2 separate regions of the Homo sapiens genome follow, and region 2 is linked to region 1. A link is a loop called in an ENCODE intact Hi-C map of the cell type or tissue named here. Cell type or tissue: mammary epithelial cell. All regions are shown on one strand. Each heading gives the region's core, and the rest is flanking DNA. Links, peaks and the distances in the headings are about the cores only. Region 1 overlaps SCN5A (sodium voltage-gated channel alpha subunit 5). Region 2 has its middle 39 kb from the start of SCN5A.

Region 1 (6,985 bases), core at 1,986-6,985:
GGACTTCTCTGAGCCTGACTCTGGCTACAATTCCTAGCTGCTGCTTCAGGCTAGACAAAGCTCCAATCGCCCTCCTCCACCTCTGCAAGGCCTGCAGAGGAACAAGGGGGCAGACTCTGGGCCTCCTGTAGGCTGGGGCACCCCTGGAGGCCTGGCCTAGAGCAGGGACACTGTGCTTCTCTCACAAATCCCTACCCAGCCCCAGAGGAGTGGCTAGGCCTTCCACTCCCTGTGGCTGCCCCCAAGCGCTCAACACCATGCCCGGCCTCAGCCCCGTATGCACAGCTGCCAAACTGGTGATTCCCACAGGCCGCCCAGGAGCTGCGGTAATTGAGCTCCAGGGGCTGCCTCTTGCCTCCCTAGCATAGCTCCACCTCACCTGATGGGAAGGCCAGTGCAGTCCGAGCACAGACCAGGCCTGGCTGCGGTGCCGACTGCCCCTGCTGGGGACAGTGGGGATGCCTCTCGGGAATCTAACCAGGTAGATGCCCTCCGTGCTGCTCCTCTTCTAGGGAGTCAGGCAATCAGGAAATCAGCATCTCAAACCAGCCTCCAGTTTATAATTATTTAGTTTCTCATCTGGGACGAGAGGAAATTAGGCTTTGGGACTCTCCCTTAGTCAAACAAGGACTGAGCCAACAGGACTGCTCGGCTCTGATGCCATGGCTCCAGGAAGCCTTGATTTCTCCGTGACCAGAAGGCATCACTTCAGGCCCTGGGGTCCCTCCGTCAGTTTGGTATCTGCCCAGCCCTCTGCCCGTGTGAGGGTGTCCAGGGCCAGGCTTATATCCCTCTCCAGCTTTCAAGGCAGGATCAGATAATCATCTCAGTATCAGTACCCCTTCTCCCTTACACACACACACACACACACACACACATACACACACACACTGCCCACATGCGGGGTATGTGCCAAGGCTTTCCTCACTAGGCAGATGGTTAACAAGCCCCCCAACCAGTCTTTATTCATCCCCACGGATCTGCTGCTAAGCATCTACTGGGGAGCCCAGGTGACTCCTAAAATATGCAAGCAATGATGCTAAGAGTGAATATTCATTGAGCCCTTCCTAGGTACCAGAATTTGCTCTCCGTGTCCATCAGCGAATTCAGTTTTCCCAACAACCATATGTGATGGGGACTTTGTTTCCATTTTAGGTGATGAGAAGACTGAGGCACAAAGAGGTTAAGTTGAAGGTCACTGTGGTAGGCAGAATAATGCCCCCACCACCCCCAAGGTGGCCATGGAGGAATCCCCGGAAACTGTGAATATGCTAATTTGTATGACAAAATGAGACCGTGCAGATGTGATTAAATTAAGGATCTCCCCTGGCCTCCGCGAGACAGGGTCTAGCTCTGTCACTGGGGCTGGAGTGCAATGGTATTACCACAGCTTACCGCAGTCTTGAAATCTTGGGCTCAAGAGATCCTCCTGCCTCAGCCTCCTGAGTAACTAGGACTACAGGTGCACACTACCATAGCCAGCTAATTTTTAATTTTTTTTTGTAGACACAACGTCTTACCATGTTGCTTAGCTGGTCTTGAACTCCTGGGCTCAAGCAATCCTCCCACCTCAGCCACCAAAAGTGCTGAGATTACAAGTATCAGCCACTGCTCCTGGCCCTAAATTAAGGATCTTGAGGTGGGGAGATCATTCTAGATTATCCAGGTAGACTCAGTATAATCACAGGGGTCCTTTTAAGCAAAAGAGAGGCAGAGTGTTGTGACATGAAATTCAACCGGTCATTCCTGGCTTGATGATGACAGGGAACCACAGACTAAGAATCCAGTGCAGCCTCCAGAAGCTGGAAATGCCTCGGAAACACATTCTCCCCTAGAGCCTCCAAAAGGTGTGTAGCCCTGCTGACACCCTGAGTTTAGTCCAGCAAGAACCATTTTGGACCTCTGACCTCCAAAGCTGTAAGGTGATAAATCTGCTTTGCTTTAAGCCACTGCATTGGTGGTAATTTGTTACAGCATTCCTGGGAAAGTACTCCTGGTACCAAGCTGATCAATGGCTGAGCCAGCATGCACCCTGGTTCTCCTGATCTGGGCCCCACTCTGAGGCCCCATGCTGCACCACCTCTGCAAGATGACATTCAAGGCCACCCGGTCCACTCTCCTGCCTCCAGACTGGAGGGTCTGCATGAGTCATGCTGCTTCTGGCTCTCACATGCCAAGCAGGTAAGCTATTCCACGCCTGGCCTCTGCCACCCATGGGGCGGTGTGAAAACCAAACGAGGTAGAGAGCACCGTCGAATGTGGGGAGACTACCGTACAGGAGGGAGGGAATTATTTGTTATTTGTAAGAGGAAATCCCACTTGAGCATGTGTGTCTGGCCCTGAGTGGGAGCCAGGGGGGCAATGGAGCCATGTCCCCAAAACGCTCTGACATGGGATATTATGAAAAAACCAAACATGCCTCTGGCTGGGCTGGGCAGGAAGGCTTCCTGGAAGAGGCATTTAGATAAGCACCAAGGCTGGCCAGGGTTGCTCCAGCAACCAGTCAGCCCAGCTGGTCATGGTGAAGCAGCATGTGCTGAAGGCTGGGTGGTGGACTCCTCTCGGTGGAGCCAAGTCCCTTCCAGCTCTAGGGGGACCACTCACAGCTCTCCTTAGAGTGGGGGAACAGGCCCCATTGCAGGGAGCAGTGGTGTGAACAGGCTGCCTTGTACTACAGGCCTTGGCTGGACCCAGGCAGAGGTGAGTGAGACTTGAACACCCAGACTCAGGGAAGAGCCAGGGCACACAGCCCTCTGGATCCCACCAGTCAGGACCTGGGTCCCATGGTGGGCAATGACAGGAGCTGTCTATCTGGGTTTTACCTTTTCCAGACACAGCAATGGCTTAGGGTGACGTGTAGCAAGCTCTTGTCTCTCTGCCACTTCACTGCTCAAAATCCTTGCCTGGTTCCCATGGCCTTGAGGACAGCACTTGCACAATTGTCAATCCTTCTTCTGCACGTATGAGATCTCTTCCTTCCTAGACTGAGCACCCAGTCCATATGACTCTGCCTAAAGCATACCCAGGTCCCCCATGGCGCCCAGCACGTAGCCAATACCATAGAGACGAGTCAACTGAACTCCTGGCCAGGGCACACCTGTTTGCACTGCCTTGTAATTTCAGGCTGATGATTGAGCTGGTCCCTTGTGTGGGCTGAGGCAAAGGCCAGCTCTCCAGGTCTATGCTCAGCTGAACATCTTCAATCTTGTCATGTCATTGTCCCTAAACACCCACTCCTAGCCTCATGATAAAAATGCCAGCAAGGAGTGCCTGAGTTGTGGGGAATGCCTGACACTTGGGCTGCCTAAGTCTTCAGATCCCAGGGAGTTTAAAAAAAAAAACCACCCAAAGAAAAGGTAATTAACTCTGGAGGGGTATTTTCATGTGTTTGTGCTATTAAATCAACAGGCACACACACATACACCACAGACATGTGGTTTGATTGCCCATTTGAATCTGGTAGAGGAACGTGGGAGGATTTTGTGCACAGATCCTATACAACCAAGAAGGCAAAATACTTCTCAGTGTGTGTGTGAGGCCTCTCTGAATGTGACTGCGGTAGGATATGGAGTTCAGTTGGTTTCTTTTATTTAATCCCAGCAGGAACACATTCTGCAGGATTATAACAAAAATACATATAAAAAAATCATTCCACATGCCCATATTTACTTTTTGGTAACTTCCCAGAGATACACTGCAAGCATGGAGCCAAGAACAAGGCCAAGCGGAATCACTGCGCACTTGCTACGGTCTGTGAGCTCCTGGATTGTCACGACTGAGCAGGTTTTCTCACCAGGCTGCATTCCTGCCCACTTTTAAGTTTGTCTTTGCCCCACTTACCATTCCCAAAGGGCGTTGCACAGAACTTTGCACATGTGGAACTTAGATGTTTGAATGAGCATAAAAATTTAAGCACAGCAAAAGTTCACCATTCAAAACATGAGACCTGATGTTCTTTAGAAATGCATAGTGACTGATAATGGGCACAGGATTTCTTTTGGGGTGGTGCAAATGTTCTGGAAATAGATAGTGGTGATGGTTGCATAACCTTATGAATATACTAAAAACCACTGAACTGTGCACTTAAAAATGGTAAATTTTGGCTGGGTGCGGTGGCTCCTGCCTGTAATCCCAGCACTTTGGGAGGCCGAGGCGGGTGGATCACGAGGTCAGGAGTTCAAGACCAGCATGGCCAAGATGGTGAAACCCCACCTTTACTAAAAATACAAAAATTAGCCCGGCGTGGTGGCGGACGCCTGTAATCCCAGCTACTCAGGAGGCTGAGGCAGAGAATCGCTTGAACCCAGGAGGCGGAGGTTGCAGTGAGCCGAGATTGCGCCACTGCACTCCAGCCTGGGCGGCAGAGTGAGACTCCATCTCAAAAAAAAAAAAAGAAAAAGAAAAAGATAAATTTTATGGTATATGAAGTAGTATACCTCAAGTTAAAAAAAAATCATGGAGCACTTACAGATTTCTAGGCCTCACACTGGTGATTCTGGTCTGGAAAGAGCTAAGAATTTTGCATTTTTACAAACTTCCCAGGTGAGACTGAGATGGCCCTCAGATTAGCATTTGGAAGCAACTGCCCTAGGGTGGCATGCACATGGGACCTTGCTACACATAGGTTCTGGGGTGAGGCCCAAGATTCGGCCACTCCTACAACATCCTGGTGAAGCTGATGCTACTGGTCCACACACCACACTCAATGTCAAGGCTCAACAGTGTTGCTGAGGGGCTGCTCCCAAACCCCACAAATCTAGGCCTCTTCTTCCCCCCAGTGCCCACTGAGCCCACTAAGTGGCGCTGTCGAGGTCCAGCAATGTGCTCCCATCCCCAGGCAGCAGCAGTGTCAAGGCAGCCACTGGGAACCCAGTACAGGTCCTCACTGATGCTTGACAATTCCCTGGGGCAGCTGTCCTGGGGGATAGAGGCTGGCTCCGAGCCCTCAGGGCCAGTTTTTCCAGGTGGAAGCAGCACCTCACAGCCTCAGAGCCATTGCTCAATGGACAGTCTGGCCAGGCTGGGCACTCGAGGGCCCCCCACTGCCTCCCTTGCCCACCTGCCTCCCTGACCTTTCATTTGCCCCACGACCCAGCTCAGCACCTTGCAGGAGCTCTGGAGCTTCTGCTACATCCCTGAGGGCTTCTGTGGCTGCCAAACAGTGCTGGGTTGGTTAGATACCTGGAGGAGAAGCCCCAGGTGAGAGCTGGAGGATGCTGTTAGAGAGGCCACACCCCCGGAGTGAGGCCAGAGACGGGCTCAGAGCAAGAAAAGCTGGCCTTTCCTCCTCCTGCTGCTCTGTTCTTCTTACCAGGCTGTGACCACACTCTGGCAGAAAGCATAACTATTTGCGAAGCTGCCTTATCACTTTTAGGGGAACTATAAAATTCCCAAGGGGCCCAGACGGGGTCTTATTCGGCTCGATACCCCAGCGTGCCTAGCAAAGAGCCTGACACCTACAGGGAACTCAGGATGGCTCAAGATGAAATCTAGACCCACACTTGCCCCACAAAATAAGATGCAGCTGTGAATGGCAGGCTGCTCGCTACATATGGTCCCTCTCCACAGTGTCTGCCTCCCACTTTGCTCACGCCACAGCCATGGTTTGCATGTGGGGTTGTCTCATGAACCCCACCAGAAAGGCAGGGGTAGGCTGGAGAGCAGACACGTGGTTGGACGCATGCATTTTACTGCACATGTGCATGCAGACACCACTTGCCATGCATGCCCCTCCAATGAACCCCTGGGGTCAGGATCAGGCACTGGGCACAGGTGGGAAGAAAGTGGAGCCATAGGAGGAGCATCCCCCATCCCTGCCCGGGCAGGAAAAGCTCCTGACCTGCCAGCCTCAGTCCTGGTTATTTAGTCCCTCACTAGGTATCTGTAATCCTGATGCCTCCTGCCTTGGCCAGAGGTTAGTGAGTGAAGTCTTTGTCTTGGCCTCAAAAAAGTCCATTCAGAGAAGGGGCTGAAGGGGACCTTGGAGAGCTCTGTGGGGCCAGCCCGCTAGACCCACAATCGGTCGCACTGCTGAGCCCAGCAGTGTCGCTTAGATGATCAGCAGAGCCACCTGCGTGTGTGCACTCACCCTGGTTGCCACTGGCCAAAGGGAGGCCTGCCCAGGCCCTCGCAGTGAAATACTCATGCCTCTGACTGCAGCTGGCACCACCCTCCCGGAAGGCTCCATCTATGGGGCCCCTTCTCTGAAGTCCAGAGAACAGAGTGATTAGGTGCTGGCGCCCCATGCAGTGTGCTGCCCAAATGATGCCCCTCTCAGGCCCAAGCCCGGTAAGTCCCTCATTACGCTGCATCACTCCAATGGCTCTCCTCTGCAGGCTGGAGCTTTTTTCAGCTGTGGTTTATATAATTTAATGCTAACCAGAGTTCTTTGAGATACTCTGAAACTGCAAACATTTTGTCAACGCCTAATCAAAAAGCAAGTGCTGCCTCCCTCAAAAGATGCCCACATGTGAATAAACTAGAGGCCTCTTTATTGGGAAATGGTTTTTCCTTGGCTAAGTTCTGGTGACCTGCTTGAAGGTCCCTGCAAGTGGGTGGGGAGGAGGACGGACCAAGGGGGTGTGGTGGGGAGGGATATTTGGAGCCAATATCAGAGCCCGACAGACGTCATTTCTTCTGGGATCCTCAGTAGCTTAGCTTCTAGAATGTTCTGAAGAATCAGAAGAGGGTTTCTCAAACTTTCATGTGCCCAAGAATCCCCTGGGGATCAAATGAAAATGCAGGTGCTGACTTGGCAGGTCTGGAGGAGGGTCAGAGGTTCTTCATTTCCAACCAGCTCCCAGGTCATGACCATGCATTTGTCTTAGGACCAGCAGGGAATCAGCGCTACTCTCACTCCTAAACTAGAATGGAGGTGGGGTGGGGGCAGCACGTGCACATCCCCAGCGTGGGCCCCCAGGGGGTACTCAGCAGGTATTAACTGCAAAGGATATGAGTGAACCAGAATCTTCACAGCCGCTCTCCG
Region 2 (15,957 bases), core at 4,701-9,700, 60 kb after region 1:
TTTAGGAAAGAGCCTTGGCTGCCTACTGACTTCTTTTATGAGGTGGACAACAAGGGAGAAGCCTGAGGGTTTCTCCCACAGTCTTCTGCTGCTCTGAGCGGCAAAAGCTAAGCTTCTTATTAACAGTAGGCCACAGCAACTTAGCCTGATGTTGTGTGCCAGGAAAAGGAACCATGACAGCTTCTGGGTACAGTCACAGTTTGGAGAGCCTTGTTGCAAAGTGTGACTTCCAAAGTAGTCCAGTACAATAAACTGATGGAAAAAGGGCCATAGGTGGTTATAGACTTATTGGGAGTCCTGTCAGTTTACAAGAGGCAGTGAGAAGCTAGAACTTGGGCTTATAATTAACCTTTTCTTTCTCACAGAAAGTTGAGAGGGGAGGTGAGGATCTACTTGGTCCCAAAGCAGTTGCCGCCAAAATCAAAGCCTTCAGTAGTGCTTTGAAAGGGTGTAGAGAGGAGTTTCACCCGCCTCCTTGGTCAAAAGCAGATGGGCGATGGGTGAGCGGTGGGGAGCTGGAGATGACAATGTTGTTTTTGGGTGGGACCCTTCCACAACTCACATAAGCTAGAGGAAGTGATTTCCTTTCTCCAGGAGCCATCTATAGCAAGCCTGGAGATGGGAGCGTTAGCATGTGGATGGCATGGGAAAGTGACTTCCCAATTCTGAGAAGCGGGATGTCTGGGGGTTTGTGTTAATTTGTGCTTTCCCCCAAACAGGAGCTGAGACAAGAATTTGGGGACAGAGTTTATTTGGGTGGCTATTCCAGGAAGTAAAAGTGAAGGAGCAGGGAGAGTAAGCCGTGAAGGAAGAAACTCCAAGAAAAGCTGGTTAATGCCCTGGGTAACAGGGCAGGGCAGGGACTAAGGCGAGTTGAGAGAATGGCCTGGGGTGCAGAAGGTAAGGAAGCTCTCACTCTCAGTTTCATGAAAACCTAGCCCTACACTAGAGCCTAGGCTTGCTGGGGATTCTCTGAGGAATTTGGCTCAGAACTGTCTCTCCAAGGAGATTACGATATTTATCTTCCAACTCTTGTCCTCCCTTGGTAGAGGGTTGGCCTCAAGAGTGTCAACATCCCCCTGTACTTGCCCCACCACAGGAAGAACAGCTTCTGGGCTGCTGTTCCTGAAAAATAGCAGTGGAGAAAAGCCCAATGGCTTTGGAGAAAGCCCCGAGGCAGAAAAACTGCAGAGTTGTATCCCAAGTCAGATGAGGCAAGGGATGTGGCACGGAGCCCCAGTGGTATGTGCTACAGGGTTGACATGGTAGAATTTGAGCATAGCCTCCCACAGTGGTCTCTAGAGGAGCTGCCATCTATTTTGATGACCCAAGTGCTGAGCATGTCCAGGGAGGACCCTGCAATGTGGTGAGATGCTCCTTTGTGTGTGAGCACAGTGTCACCCACCCGCCACCCCTCTACTCAGTGGGGCAGGGACAGCAGCATTGCCACTTGGGAGGGGGACAGTGTGGCAGGATGGGCTCTCTAATTCCCCCCCTTTTATCTTTCTGCTTCTTTCTTCTGGGCAGGAGTGGAAGGCATCTCTTAGCATGAGAATGTTTAAAAGTTATGCCAACGGCAATAAATGGTTGGCCTGTAGGTGCTCCTTCCTAAAGAATACGGGGTAGGGGGTCAATGGGACTTAGTGACTTAACATAAAAGAGGAGGGCAAAATGGAGCCATGGCTGGCCAACTCTGTGTGAACTGCAAGGCAACCCTAAGTGGGCAGCAAAGAAGCGCCAGCATCATCCTCTGCTTCAGAGCAGTTTAGGGTCAGCTAGAAGCAAGCTTGGTTGTGGGTGGAGTGGGCATGACTTTTCAGTCACTGTGGGTTGGGGCCAGAGTGATGGGAATTATAGCACTGGACTGAGGTGGAGGTGTTAAGGCTGAATGCATCTCTAGGCAGTAAATTTAATATTTCAAAGAGTTTGGGGGAAGTAATCATACTAATCCAGAGAGAAGGCAAGACCCTGAGTTAGAGGAGTAAAAATAACAGATGGTGAGAGGTAGAGATTTGACATAGAGAGCCCAGGACTTAGCTGATGGAGTAGGTGGAAAGGCAGCAAGCATAGCTAGCTCTGAGTGTCCAAACTGGGTGGATTGGGAGGTGAGTGGTAACCTGAAAAGGGCAGGGAGCACTGGAGACTTGTTATGAGAAAAGAGGTGTGAGTTGGAGTGATCTGAGAACATTCAGGTGGACATGACCAGGAGGTGCTGGAGCCAGGGGAGGAGGGGTGACTTTGAATTCTAGGGAGCACTCACATTTTTAGTCTTTAGAGACAGTGCCTCACTCTGACACCCAGGCTGGAGTGCAGTGGTGCAATCATAGCTCTACTTCATTAGGAGGAAGCTCTGGGAGTTAAGCACTCCCTTGCACATTCCATATCTGCTGTATCCTCGAACTCCTGGGCTCTAGTGATCCTCTCACGTTAGCCTCCCAAAGTGTTGGAACTATAGGTGCGAGCCACCACACCCAGCTAATTAAAACAAAAAAATTTGTAGAGATGGGCAACTTGCTAAATTGCCCAGGCTGTTCTTGAGCTCCTGGTGATCCTCCTGCCTTGGCCTACCCAAAGTGCTAGGATTATAAGCATGAACCACTGTGCCTGGCCAGCACTGATATTTAAAGATGGCCAGAGGATGAGGTGTTCAGAGAGGGAGAGGGAAAGAAAGTGAAAGAAAGAGAATGTTTTCAGAGGAGGGAGTGTTGTAGGAAGGACTCAAGCCCTCTTTCCTCTTAAGGGCCTGGTGTTTTGGAGGCTCTGCCATTCTACTTCATTAGGGGGAAGCTCTGGGAGTTAAGCACCCCCTTGCACATTCCTTATCTGCTGCAGAATTTCATAATGGTCCCGCCATAACAACCCCTCCCAAAGCTGTTTTTCTCTTTCAAACCTTACAAAGCATTTTCATCCCCTTTGAACTTCTTTGATGGGTTTGGTAGGCCAGTAATCTTTCCTCCAATTGTGTAGACGAGAAAATTTGCTCAAGGAACTTGTGACATGCACAACAGAAGGCCTGGAGTCAAATTGGGACCATCTGCCCTCTCATCCAGAGCTCTGTCAGGAGAGCCATATCGCTTAGCAGATGAGTTTGAATGCTTCTGCGTGGATCATTTCCAGACATCTTCGGCCTCCAAGTGTTTCTGAGGCTCCTTGTTCTAGCTTCAAGAACATAATTATTCAACAAGTACACACACACATCTTTATATTGCTTTATAATGCAATTAAATCTGTAAGCTGGAAGTAGGAATAGCCACATTTCTAACAATCAGTTAACTCAATTCTGGTAAGGAAAAAAAAATGAGTCTTCTTCATGTACCCCCCTTTAGAATTTATCTTAGTGCAGTGTGCATATGGACCAGGTTTTGTTGTTGGTTCTGTTGTCAGAACTGGTATTTAAAGGGTCAGCAGTAGACAGGGATTTCCTTGGTGTATATTTGATGCCCCCAGCAAATCCTGCCTTTTTCTACCTGAACTCAGGTGAGTGATGATTTATCTGGGTCTCCTCAGGAGGACACATTTCAAACATATTTCCATTTCAAGGAATGTTTGAATGACTTTCTGGAGCCAGAGTTCACTGCCAATGTTTGGGGCCTAGGGAGTATTTATCCAGATGAAAAGTACTTGACCATCTCCCCTGAGATGAAGGTGGGAGCAGGAAGCCTAGTTCATGTCCTTGGCATCCTATCTAAGCAGGCTTAGTGGCTTTTAGTTAGTTTGATTGAGAGACTCAACAGTCCTTAGATCAGGTCAGCACTGGACACAACCTCCTACCTAATCTCCCTGCACCTAAGCTCAGCTTTTATGTAATTTGTAACCGTGGCCAGAAGCGTCTTTAAAAAACATGAATACAGCCTGTAAATTGTAATATTCATGGGGAATTTTTGCCTACCAGCTTCCTTCCTCCTTTTGGTAACAGTGCTTTCACGTTTTTGTTGGGGGTGAGGGAGGGGTTGGAGAGAGGAGGTGATTGCACGTGGTCTTGTTGGAGCTATCAGTCTAAATGCCCCTCTCTTCCTCCACTGGAGCTGGGCCGATTAGATGCTCTCTTCCTGAAATTTGAATCCTAACTGGGAGACTCACAAGGGAAAAAACTGGAACTGCTTGGTCTTGGCCTCCTGAAGAGACTTTCTATTACTGCCTGCTGCCCAGAAACCTACCTAGCCTGGGGTGCCATCCTCCCTGGTTCTTCAGCATTTTCTTTCATTCTTTGAGCTTCCCATAGCCTTCTACTAGATTATTTCTATGCTTATAACTGAATAATTCTGATGCAGAAATTGATACCTAGAGATGAGTGTTACTGTTAACAGATTCTAAAATGTGTCATTGGCCAAACTGAGGTTTGAGTGTAGAGCACTGAGACTTTCCTATCCCCAGATCCAAATCTGGAAATCTCTATTATGCCATTAGCTGTAGCCTGTTGTATCTGAAGACTCAGGCCACCTGCCTCTTGCAGTAGGAGTTTTAGGGCCTTGATGGAAAAATTCTAGGATTTGGAAGGTGTGGGCTACTTTCTGTAAGGCTTAGCAAAGTCCTACAAATGAAGACAAACTTACTTTGCCTAAGTTGGCCCATATTAAAGCCGAAGGGGAAGCTTTTTCTCTTTATGGCAAGAACCCTAGATCTTATAGGCTTACGCGTTGAAGAGTAGAAAAAGCAAATTTCTGTCCCAGGCTAATAATGGTGGAGAGAAGGCAATGGGGCTGGAAACAGTGGTGTGCCAGAGCTGGCTCATATTGGCTCAAGTCGACTGTGTACATCTCTTCCCAATTCTATCTTCAGGGTGGTCACATTAGTAGTTTCATATGGGCCATGGTGGAAGTGTTTACACTAGACAAGGCAGAAAATGCTACATATCAGTTTTTCTTTTTTCTCCTGAAGAGCTGACTTTTTTAAACACTTACCAGCACACCACTGGTTGGGTACATTGAGATGGGGTAAGAATAGGAGCTGGGAGAAGCCTGACACCTCCTCCCCTCTCTTGCACTCTCTGTAGGGCAAAAAAGATATTACCCCATAATTGTCTGGTTATCCCTCACCAATGTCTTGATCCAACCCAAGAATCACTCTAACACTGCAAAACTCAATCCTTCCTGTTATTTTATTTGTGGCAAGAGAAAGATCCCTAAAATAAAATGCATTTATAAAATGATTGCCTTATAATAAGCACTCAATAAATATTTGCTGAATAAAAAAAAAAAAAGATATTACCCCAATTTAAAGAGCTGTCCAGTGGGATACAGACTGGGGTGAGGGGGAAGTAAACTGTGCCTTCAAACCCAAGCCTATGTTTTTTCAGCAGTATCTTTATACAGTGGCAGGCTAAAGCCAGGATGAAGGCTACTCATCTGAGAACTGGCGGGAAGGAGGACAAGAGGTCTGTTGTTAAAAGACAGTAACATACAGGTCTAAGTAAGTCTAGATGGAAGGGGCGTAACCCACTAGATCTGACAAGTTGGTAAAATATGACAGAAAAAATCTCTTATATTTTGAGACTGGGGTTTTGAGGGAGTTGCATTGCCAGAGAAACTTCACTCCAGATAAGAAATGGCCTGTGATTGCTCAAACCTGAAGGGAATTTCTAGGGCCCAGTGGTGCCAACAGAAAGTGCAATAAGCTGCCTATTCTCAAGAGGGAATCTCTTCCCAGTGCTCTTGTCTCATGAGGAAGTAGGACAGTGGATGAGGAATTCTTCCAGCGATCAAGACCAAGAAAACTCTCCACTGTCAGGTCAAGGAGTACATGCTTCAGGGTATATTGTGGATTGGCACTTCGGGATGTGGTTTCTCCTTTTCTAAATAGGGTTTTTTAAATGGAAGCTAACATGTTTATCCTATACTATCAATTGCATGGTTAGCATTTGGGTACTGGGCCATGAAGAGCTACCTCTAAACTGATCAGGAAGAAAGCATTTCACTCATTTGACAAATATCTTTGAATTTACTTTGATACTGTTCTGGTGGCTAGGAATATATCAATGAGTAAAGAAGAGTCCTTGCCCTCACAGAGCTTACATTCTAGTAGAGAAGACAGGCCATAGCCAAGTTCATGTATGAGATCCCAGAGGGTGTTAAGTGCTGTGGTTGTGGCTCACGATTAGATAGGCCGGTCGGAGAAGAACTGAAGAAAGCACAGGGCTGAGTGCTATGGTTATAATGGCTGAGGGAAAGCAAGTTCCATGGGCTTGACATTGAGGCAAGAACATGCCTTGTGTGTTTAAGGAACAGCAAGGAGCACAGCGTGGCTGAAGCACAGGGAGTGAGTGGAGGGGAGATGAGGTCAGGGAGGAGTGAGGGCCCGATGATGTGAAACAGTTGTAATGACATCTACTCAGAGCACCCTGGGGCCATGGGTGGATTTTGAGCTCTGGCTGTGGTTTGAGAATTGATTGTTGAGGGTAAGAGTAGAAATTGAAATAAAACTTGTGAAAAATGATGGCTACTTGGATAAAGTTGAAAGTTAAGGTGGTAAGAAATGGTCAAATCCTGGATGCATTTTGAAAGCAGAGTTGACAGGAGTTGCTGATATCTATTATTGAAACATGCTTGACTTGAAGCTGAATGCAATAATTGGACAAGGCTCTGGAGTGTATGGTTTTATGTGAGAAAGTTACATCATGTTAGGAAGTTATTCTTGTTATTGCATGTCTGGAAAGAAGGAAGTTTGCTAACACTGGGCAGCCATGAGGTAGAATGCGGTGAGCAGCTATTATTCATCATCTATTCCTTCTTGTTATGGCCACAGGGCTCCTCTATATGGGAACTACTCTCCACCCAGTTTCTGATTCTGATTGAGCACATGATCCAGGAATGGCCAGTGGGCTGCACGTTCTGGACACAATGTTTGCTTAGGAAAAGGGATGTAATACAATCAGGGCCAATGACATGCCTTCCTGGATATTTGCTGGAATCATTAGGTAGGAGTTAAGCTTCCCCTCTGAGATCACAGATATGAGCAATTTGCAGGTGATCTTGGCTACCCCATGGAAAGAGTCTGCCTGATAATGGAGCCAACATATAAGAGACCAGAGTCAAGAGGGAGAGATGATATCCCGATGGCATTGTGTGAGCTCCTGAATCCAGCTAAGCCCAGATCCAGCTGCATCTCAGGGTTTCCGGTTTAGTAGATGAAAATGTCTTCTTTTCTTTCTCCTTTTTCCCGGGAACTAATCTAGGTGGGATTTCTATCACTTGCAACATGGGATAATATCTGGTCAGTATATGCAGGTATAATGAGATATTTCTATACTGACTCGGAAATAGCGGCTGCCTCAAGTCTTCCAAAGGGCTCCCTACGGTGCCAGCTATCCTGGTCCCTTCTTTGGGACCTCTCTCTGGACCTCCCCACAATACAACAATGAAAGGGTTAATACCTGATGCAGCAGGGGGCCTGCTTCAGCAATATGGTCAGTTCCTGCTAATTGGTTGGCGCCAGGCAGATTGTGAAAAGTTTTAATATCACTCAAAGTACCATCCAAAATAATTCAGAGGGATATAAAACTCTGTGCCCATTGTGAGCATATTCTACTCACTCGCACACTCCCTGATATGCTTGTATTACAATAGCTTGGTTACCTTTCCTCAAACTCTTCATCCACATGCACATCTTCTGTGTCCTTTGCAGTTTTTATTACTTTTTCCTAGAATTTTATTTTTTATTACCCGTTATTGAACTCCTACGCCACCTTTTACAACTCAGCTCTGATAATCCAAGTCCAAGACATAAAATGTCACCACTGAGAGTAGCAAATAGTAACTACTTCTGTGAAGAGGGAGGAGAATCAAAGCTGAACCATTTAAAATTTCTTTTTTTTTTTCCTTAAAATCATGAGATAGAGTATCAAAGCTGAACCATTTAAAATCTCTTTTTTTTCTTAAAATCATGAGCACACACAGAAAATGCATGAGACAAATATGTTTAGCTAATGCATAGACATAAAGACAATACTCGTTAAGAGAACCACGTAGGTGAGTAATTTTTTTTTTTTTTTTTTTGAGACAGAGTCTCTCTCTGTCACCAGGCGGGAGTGCAGCGGCGCTATCTTGGCTCACTGCAACCTCTGCCTTCCAGGTTTAAGCGATTCTCCTGCCTCAGCCTTCTGAGTAGCTGGGACTACAAGCACGTGCCACCATGCCCAGCTAATTTTTGTATCTTTTAGTAAAGACAGGGTTTCACCCTGTTGGCCAGGATGGTCTCAATTTTCTGACCTCGTGATCCACCCGCCTTGGCTTCCCAAAGTGCTGGGATTACAGGTGTGAGCCACCGCACCCGTCCTACATGAATAATTAGAACATTGCCAATCTCAGTCACAAGCGCTATCTTCCGTCTACCAGTAACCTTGACTTTTGTGGTCACCAGCCCTTGCTTTTCTTTATACGTTCCTAAACAAAATAGTTTAATCTTGCCTGTTTTTGAAACTCATATAATCATAGAGTAGATATAGTTTATGCCTGGCTTCTTTCATTTAATAAGGTTCATTTTTAGACTTGTTTGAAGCTGTATCTCATCCATTTTCATTACTGCATAAAATTACATTAAAAAATACCACAATTTATTAAATTATCCTACTGTTGAAGGACATTGGGTTGTTTCTAATTTGGGTCCATCATGAACAATATTGATAAGAAATCGTCTTGTAAATGTCTCCTGGAATATGCGTGCATGGATTTCTCCAGGTTTCATACCCAAGAATGGAAAACCTGAGTCATGGGTTTATGTATCTTCAACTCTTCTAGGTAAATTTAAGCGGTTTTCCTAAACACAGTCATGCTCTGCATGATAACATTTCTGTCGATAACAGACCACATAGAAGATGGTGTGCCATAAGATTATAAGGAGCTAAAAAATTCCTGTTGCCTAGTGATGTCATAGCCAACAAAAAGTGGTAGCACAAGTCATTACTCCCATGTCTGTGGTGATGCTGGTGTAAAGAAACTTATGGGGCTGCCAGTCATATAAAAGTAGAACACGTACAATTATGTATAGTACATAATACTTGATGATGAAAATAAGTGAGTGGTACTGGTTTATATATTTACAATATCATATTTTTATTATTAAAGTATACTCCTTCTACTTTTTTTTTAAGTTAATTGTAAAGCAGCCTCAAGCAGGTCTTCCAGGAGGTATTCCAGAAGAGGGCATTGTTATCATAGGAGATTACAGCTCCATGAGTGCTACTGCCCCTAAGACCTTCCAGTGGGACGAGATGTGGAGAAAGAAGACGGTGATATTGATAATCCTGACTCTGTGTAGGCCTAGGATAATATGTATGTTTGTATTTTAGTTTTTAACAAAAAAGTTAAAAATATTAATAGGAAAAAGCTTGTAGAATAAGGATATAAAGAAAATACTTATGTATAGCCTGTACAATGTTCTTGTGTTTTAAGCTAAGTATTATTATGGAGTAAAAAAGTTAAAAGAAATTAAAAAGTTTATAAAGTAAAAAAGTTACAGGAAACTAAGGCTATCACTGAAGAAATGAAAATACTTTTAAAAAATTTAGTGTAGCCTAACTGTACAGTGTTTATAAAGTCTACAGGAAGCGTACAGTAATGTCCTAGGCCTTCACATTCACTCACCACTCATTCACTGATTCACCAGAGCAACTTCCAGTCTCACAAGCTTCATTCATGGTAAGTGCCTTACAAAGGCATACCATTTTTATCTTTTATACCATATTTTTACTGTATCTTTTCTTTTCTTTCTTTTTTCTTTTTTTTGAGATGGAGTCACACTGTCTTCCAGGCTGGAGCACAGTGGTGCGATTTTGGCTTACTGTAACCTCCGACTACTGGGTTTAAACAATTCTGCCTCAGCCTCCCAAGTAGCTGGGACTACAGGTGCCAGCCACCACACCCGGCTAATTTTTTGTATTTTTAGTAGAGACGAGGTTTCCCCATATTAGCCAGGATGGTCTCAATCTCCTGACCTCGTGATCCGCCCTCCTTGGCCTCCCAAAGTGCTGGGATTACAGGTGTGAGCCACCCACCCGGCCTACTGTACCTTTTCTATATTTAGATACACAAATGTGTTACAATTGCCTATAGTATTCAGTACAGTAACATGTTGTACAAATTTGTAGCCTAGGAGCAACAGGCTATAGGTGATGCAGCCCAGATGTGTAGTAGGCTATATCATCTAGGTCTGTGTAAATGCACCCTATGATGTTTGCACAGTGACAAAATCGCCCAAAGACACATTTCTCAGAATACATCTCTGTTGTTAAGCTACACATGACTGAAGTTGTACCAATTTACACTCTCTTTAATGGGAATTCCTGTTTTCTCCATCTTTGTTATCACTTGATATTTCTTAGACTCTAACATTTTTGCAGATCGAATAGATGTGTGGTGGTATTTCACTGTGATTTTAGTTTGCATGTCCCTAATTACTAATTAGGTTGTGCATACTTTCATATGCTTATTGGTTATTCAGATTTTCTTTTTTGTGGAGTGCCTCTTCCAGTCTCTTGCCATTTTTTTTCTATTGTGTTATCTATTTTGCATTGATTTGTAGAAGTTAATAAAAATTTCCTCTGAATATTATTTTGTTGAATATAAGTGTTTTAAATACTTTCTTCCATTCTATACTTTGCCTTTTCATTCCTAATATATATTTTAATAAACTGATGTTCTAGATATTAATGTAGTCAAATTTATCACTTTTCTTTATTCTATGGTCAGGTAGATATTTTCCTCTATTATCTTCTAACAGCTTTATAGATTTGTCTTTCACATTTAGGTATACTTGAAACTGATTTTTCAGTACAGTTTTAGGTGGGGGTCTAATTTTTTTTCTTTTTCTTCTGAAAACACAATAATCCTAGCACCACTTTTAGGAAGACTATCTTTTCCTCACTCTGTGTTATCCCGTCTTTACCATATATGAAGGGTCCATATATAAGCTTGGGTCTGCTTCCTTTTGTAATTGATTCTCAGCTAAATTGTATTATCGTCTGAAAACATACATATACTTTTAATCCCTTGAACATTGTTTGAATTTTATTCTATGGCCAGGCATACGGACTATTTTTGTAAATGTGCCCTATGTACTTGTATTTGTACCCTTTTGGTAACCTTAGGTTTTGTGTGGCTTTCTGTAAACAGAATTTATTTGAATTTTTAAAAATCTTGACTGACACTCTTTTTCCCAGAGTCCATTTAAATTTAATGTAATTTATGAATATTTTTGTTTTTGAATATACTACTTTACTCTGTCTTTTCTATTTGTTTCTTTTATTCTGTATGTCTCTATATCCCGGGTTTTTTTAATTATTATTATACTTTAAGTTTTAGGATACATGAGCACAACGTGCAGGTTTGTTACATATGTATACATGTGCCATGTTGGTGTGCTGCACCCATTAACTTGTCATTTACATTAGGTATATCTCCTAATGCTATCCCTCCCCCCTCCCTCCACCCCACAACTGTCCCCGGTGTGTGATGTTCCCCTTCCTGTGTCCATGTGTTCTTATTGTTCAATTCCCACCTATGAGTGAGAACATGCGGTGTTTGGTTTTTTTTGTCCTTGCGATAGTTTGCTGAGAATGATGGTTTCCAGCTTCATCCATGTCCCTGCAAAGGACATGAACTCATCATTTTTTATGGCTGCATAGTATTCCATGGTGTATATGTGCCACATTTTCTTAATCCAGTCTATCACTGTTGGACATTTGGGTTGGTTCCAAGTCTTTGCTATTGTGAATAGTGCCACAATAAACATACGTGTGCATGTGTCTTTATAGCAGTATGATTTATAATCCTTTGGGTATATACCCAGTAATGGGATGGCTGGGTCAAATGGTATTTCTGGTTCTAGATCCCTGAGGAATTGCCACACCGACTTCCACAATGATTGAACTAGTTTACAGACCCACCAACAGTGTAAAAGTGTTCCTATTTCTCCACATCCTCTCCAGCACCTGTTGTTTCCTGACTTTTTAATGATCGCCATTCTAACTGGTGTGAGATGGTATCTCATTGTGGTTTTGATTTGCATTTCTCTGATGGCCAGTGATGATGAGCATTTTTTCATGTGTTTTTTGGCTGCATAAATGTCTTCTTTTGAGAAGTGTCTGTTCATATCCTTCGCCCACTTTTTGATGGGATTTTTTTCCTTGTAAATTTGTTTGAGTTCATTGTAGATTCTGGATATTAGCCCTTCGTCAGATGAGTAGGTTGCAAAAATTTTCTCCCATCCTGTAGGTTTCTGTTCACTCTGATGGTGGTTTCTTTTGCTGCTCAGAAGCTCTTTAGTTTAATGAGATCCCATTTGTCAATTTTGACTTTTGTTGCCATTGCTTTTGGTGTTTTAGACATGAAGTCCTTGCCCATGCCTATGTCCTGAATGGTATTGCCTAGGTTCTCTTCTAGGGTTTTTATGGTTTTAGGTCTAACATTTAAGTCTTTAATCCATCTTGAATTAATTTTTGTATAAGGTGTAAGGAAGGGATCCAGTTTCAGCTTTCTCCATATGGCTAGCCAGTTTTCCCAGCACCATTTATTAAATAGGGAATCCTTTCCCCATTTCTTGTTTTTGTCAGGTTTGTCAAAGATCAGATAGTTGTAGATATGCGGCATTATTTCTGAGGGCTCTGTTCTGTTCCATTGGTCTATATCTCTGTTTTGGTACCAGTACCATGCTGTTTTGGTTACTGTAGCCTTGTAATATAGTTTGAAGTCAGGTAGCGTGATGCCTCCAGCTTTGTTATACACCAATAACAGACAAACAGAGAGCCAAATCATGAGTGAACTCCCATTCACAATTGCTTCAAAGAGAATAAAATACCTAGGAATGCAACTTACAAGGGATGTGAAGGACCTCTTCAAGGAGAACTACAAACCACTGCTCAGTGAAATAAAAGAGGATACAAACAAATGGAAGAATACTCCATGCTCATGGGTAGGAAGAATCAATATCTTGAAAATGGCCATACTGCCCAAGGTAATTTATAGATTCAATGCCATCCCCATCAAGCTACCAATGACTTTCTTCTCAGAATTGGAAAAAACTACTTTAAAGTTCATACGGAACCAAAAAAGAGCCCACATTGCCAAGTCAATCCTAATCCTGTTTTTTTTTTAACCTTACTTTTTTGATTGGCTAATTGTTTCTTAGCATAGTTCCCCCTTGTCCTACTTTGGAAATGATATACTCTATTTCTGATTTGTTACTGGCAACCCTAATAATTAAGTCATTCATTCTTAAGTTACACAGTCTAATGATAATAAAAACCTTTACTTTTTTTTACTTTTTAGCATTAGGAGAAATACCTAATGTAGATGACGGGTTGATGGGTGCAGCAAACCAACATGGCACATGTATACCTATATAACAAACATGTACATTGTGCACATGTACCCTAGAATTTAAAGTATAATTTTAAAAAAAGAAAAAAAAGGAATTGTCTTTTTAATTTATTTGTAAACCTTCAGCCTGTGTTCAGCTCCAGACTGAAGATCTGTCTTATCTTGCATCCCTAACACTTAGGAAAGTGACTTCACTTTTGTCTTAAGCAAATGCTCCAGCACACCAGGGCTCTGCCGATACCTACTATTCTGTGTTAAGTGGATGTTCTGAATGTTATTTGCCATCTGTGTCTATGTGTTATGCAGTTTAATGGTATAAAAAGTTAGGGCGGTGTTTATGGTGGAGGCATACTTTTGAGAACTTGCAGGTTCCAGATATTTGTACAGTCAGCATCATTATCCTGTCTCTTATCTCCCTTCAGTGCTAAGGTATCCTCACATTCTGGGCCAGAGAGATTCTAGTTTTACCTCTTGTGGGTGGGGTTGAGAAGGTAGCTCTGGTTCTCAGGTTGGCTCCCATGGAAATCTAGTTTCTACCTTGTAATTGTACCACCAGGTGAACTTGGAAACTGGCTCTAGTGAAATTTTCAAAAGATAATCTTGCATTTGGATACATTTCCAAAAACTCCGTGTCATGCAAGATGTGTATATTGCATCCCTTTTCCAATGTTTCCCATTACAATTTAGGAAATGCATTTGTGCAGAAAAAATGAGAAATGGATTAGTTTCCCTGGGATGCTGTAACAAATTACCAGAAACTAGGTAGATGACAATAATAGAAATTTATTCTCTTACACTTCTGAGGCTAGATGTCTAAAATCAAGGTATTGGCAGAGCCATGTTCCCTCTGAAGCCCGCAGGTGAGAACCGTTGCCTTCCATGTCTCCTCCTAGCTTCAGCAATCTTTGCCATTCCTTGGCCTGCACATGTATCTCTCCGATTTCTTCCTGTGTCTCCATACAGCTGTCTTTTCTTTGTGTGTGTTTTTTTCTGCATCTTCCCATGGTATTCTCCTCTCTGTGTGTCTCTGTTCAAATTCCCCTCATATTTTAGCAACACCAGTCATTGGATTAGGGCTCACCTTCATCTGAATTTGTTTACATCTGCAAAAACCTTAATGTCAAATAAGGTCACAATCACAGGTACTATTGGTTAGAACTTCAACATACCCTTTTAGGGAACATTATTCAACCCAAAGCATAATTCAACATAAAGTTGAATTATGTTCCTATGTTTAGGGAGCATAATTCAACTCAAAGTAAAAATACTTTTGAGAATAGTATCATCTGCTTTAATAGAACCAGTCTGATGGTTTGGCACACTTAATTCTTTCACATATCATTGTAAAAATAAACCTGTGCCCAAACTCTCTGTCCACTTAGCTGTCTTATAAACACTTGGGCTAGTATCTCAGATGGCTTTTTCATCATCCACATGGGATTTAGACGTTGAAGAAGCTGCACAGTCAGTATCTGTGCTCCCGGGTTCAGTGGTACGAGAGAGGAAGAGTTATTTGGTTGAACTCATCTTTTAGAATAAATCAGGCATTCAGAGAATAGCTGATTTGAGATGGCTTGGTACCTCTGCTATCCCATCATCATCTTATTAACCTGCATCTGTGGATGCTGCCAACTCCCAGTAAGCATCTTGAGAGCCTCTTTGACTTCTTATGGGCTAATAGTGACAGAAAAGGGAGAGCAAGGCCTCGGCAAATCTGTATTCTTGAGGCATGTGAGATGTATCAGCCACTGTGCTTTGTAATTATACAAATGGAAAATCTTATGAAATGATCAAATATATAGACAATGAATTGGCTATATATTTGAATCTTTGTGATTGTGGCTGGGAATGGGCCAAGAGTTAATGGAAGATCATGACTGTCATTACAATCCCTATGTCCTATGTTGTTATAGGGAGTCTTTGCTTTTCTTCATCTCAAAATCTGCAACATGCCTTTGGCCTAAATAAACTCCTCTGACAATTCTTACTCCATTCAGTTCATACAATTAATCTTTTGGGGGCTTAATTCCTATTTTATCTCTTGTTCTTGGAGCAGTGCCCATCATATAGTACGTAATTAATAACATTTGCAGGATGAATGAAAGAAACTACTGGCCATACCTTTTATCTACTGGATCATCATTCTCATGATTATACTTTTTCTTCTGATTATATTAACTATGGAGTTCTGGACGCCAGGTAATGTAAAAACTCTCCTCCTTAATGTCTGATTATGAGATGTGAACAGACTCTGGAATGTATTCAAAAGCTGCCTCTTTAGCTACACAACAGAAAGGTCCAGCCATTTCAGCCTCAGAAAAGAGTGCTTTTCCCATATAAATGGGGCAGGCACCATGGAGTTCTACAGCACGAGATGCGAAGTCTATAGAAAGCATTCATTTTCTTCCCTTCCCACCAATTTTACAAGTGAGGAAATTGAAGTTAAGAGGGGAAAGACTTTAGCCCTGGTCAGCCAGACAATTGGTGGAAAAGTTAGGATTCCAACTGGCATTTCCAGATCCCAGGACAGTGCTCTTTCCTGCTCCACCCAGCCTCAATCTCAAACTGAAAAATATCAGGATCCCAGAAAGTGAGGGGTAAGTGACTCATGATACAGGTCAGCATCACAGAAATAAGAGAAAAATAA

Evidence for each region. Peaks named below come from ENCODE experiments on the same cell type or tissue, not always from the same donor. Only the 100,000 strongest peaks of a DNase experiment are listed, where the experiment ranks them.
Region 2: it touches region 1 in a loop (2.9-fold over the local background); 1 of 110 quality-filtered maps calls a loop at or near these places.

What each region holds. Positions count from the first base shown.
Region 1 is chr3:38,623,358-38,630,342 of GRCh38, forward strand. It overlaps SCN5A (sodium voltage-gated channel alpha subunit 5), which reads right to left. Exons shown (of 28, transcript NM_000335.5): 3 at 6,954-6,985. Among named protein-coding and RNA genes, the nearest start is that of SCN5A, 23 kb to the right of the region's middle. RefSeq lists a silencer at 2,046-2,227 and an enhancer at 4,943-5,442. In mammary epithelial cell, for the core only: a CTCF peak has its summit at 4,794; no DNase peak of the experiment used is centred there.
Region 2 is chr3:38,680,816-38,696,772 of GRCh38, forward strand. No RefSeq gene overlaps it. Among named protein-coding and RNA genes, the nearest start is that of SCN5A, 39 kb to the left of the region's middle. In mammary epithelial cell, for the core only: no CTCF peak of the experiment used is centred there; a DNase peak (open chromatin) is centred at 6,686.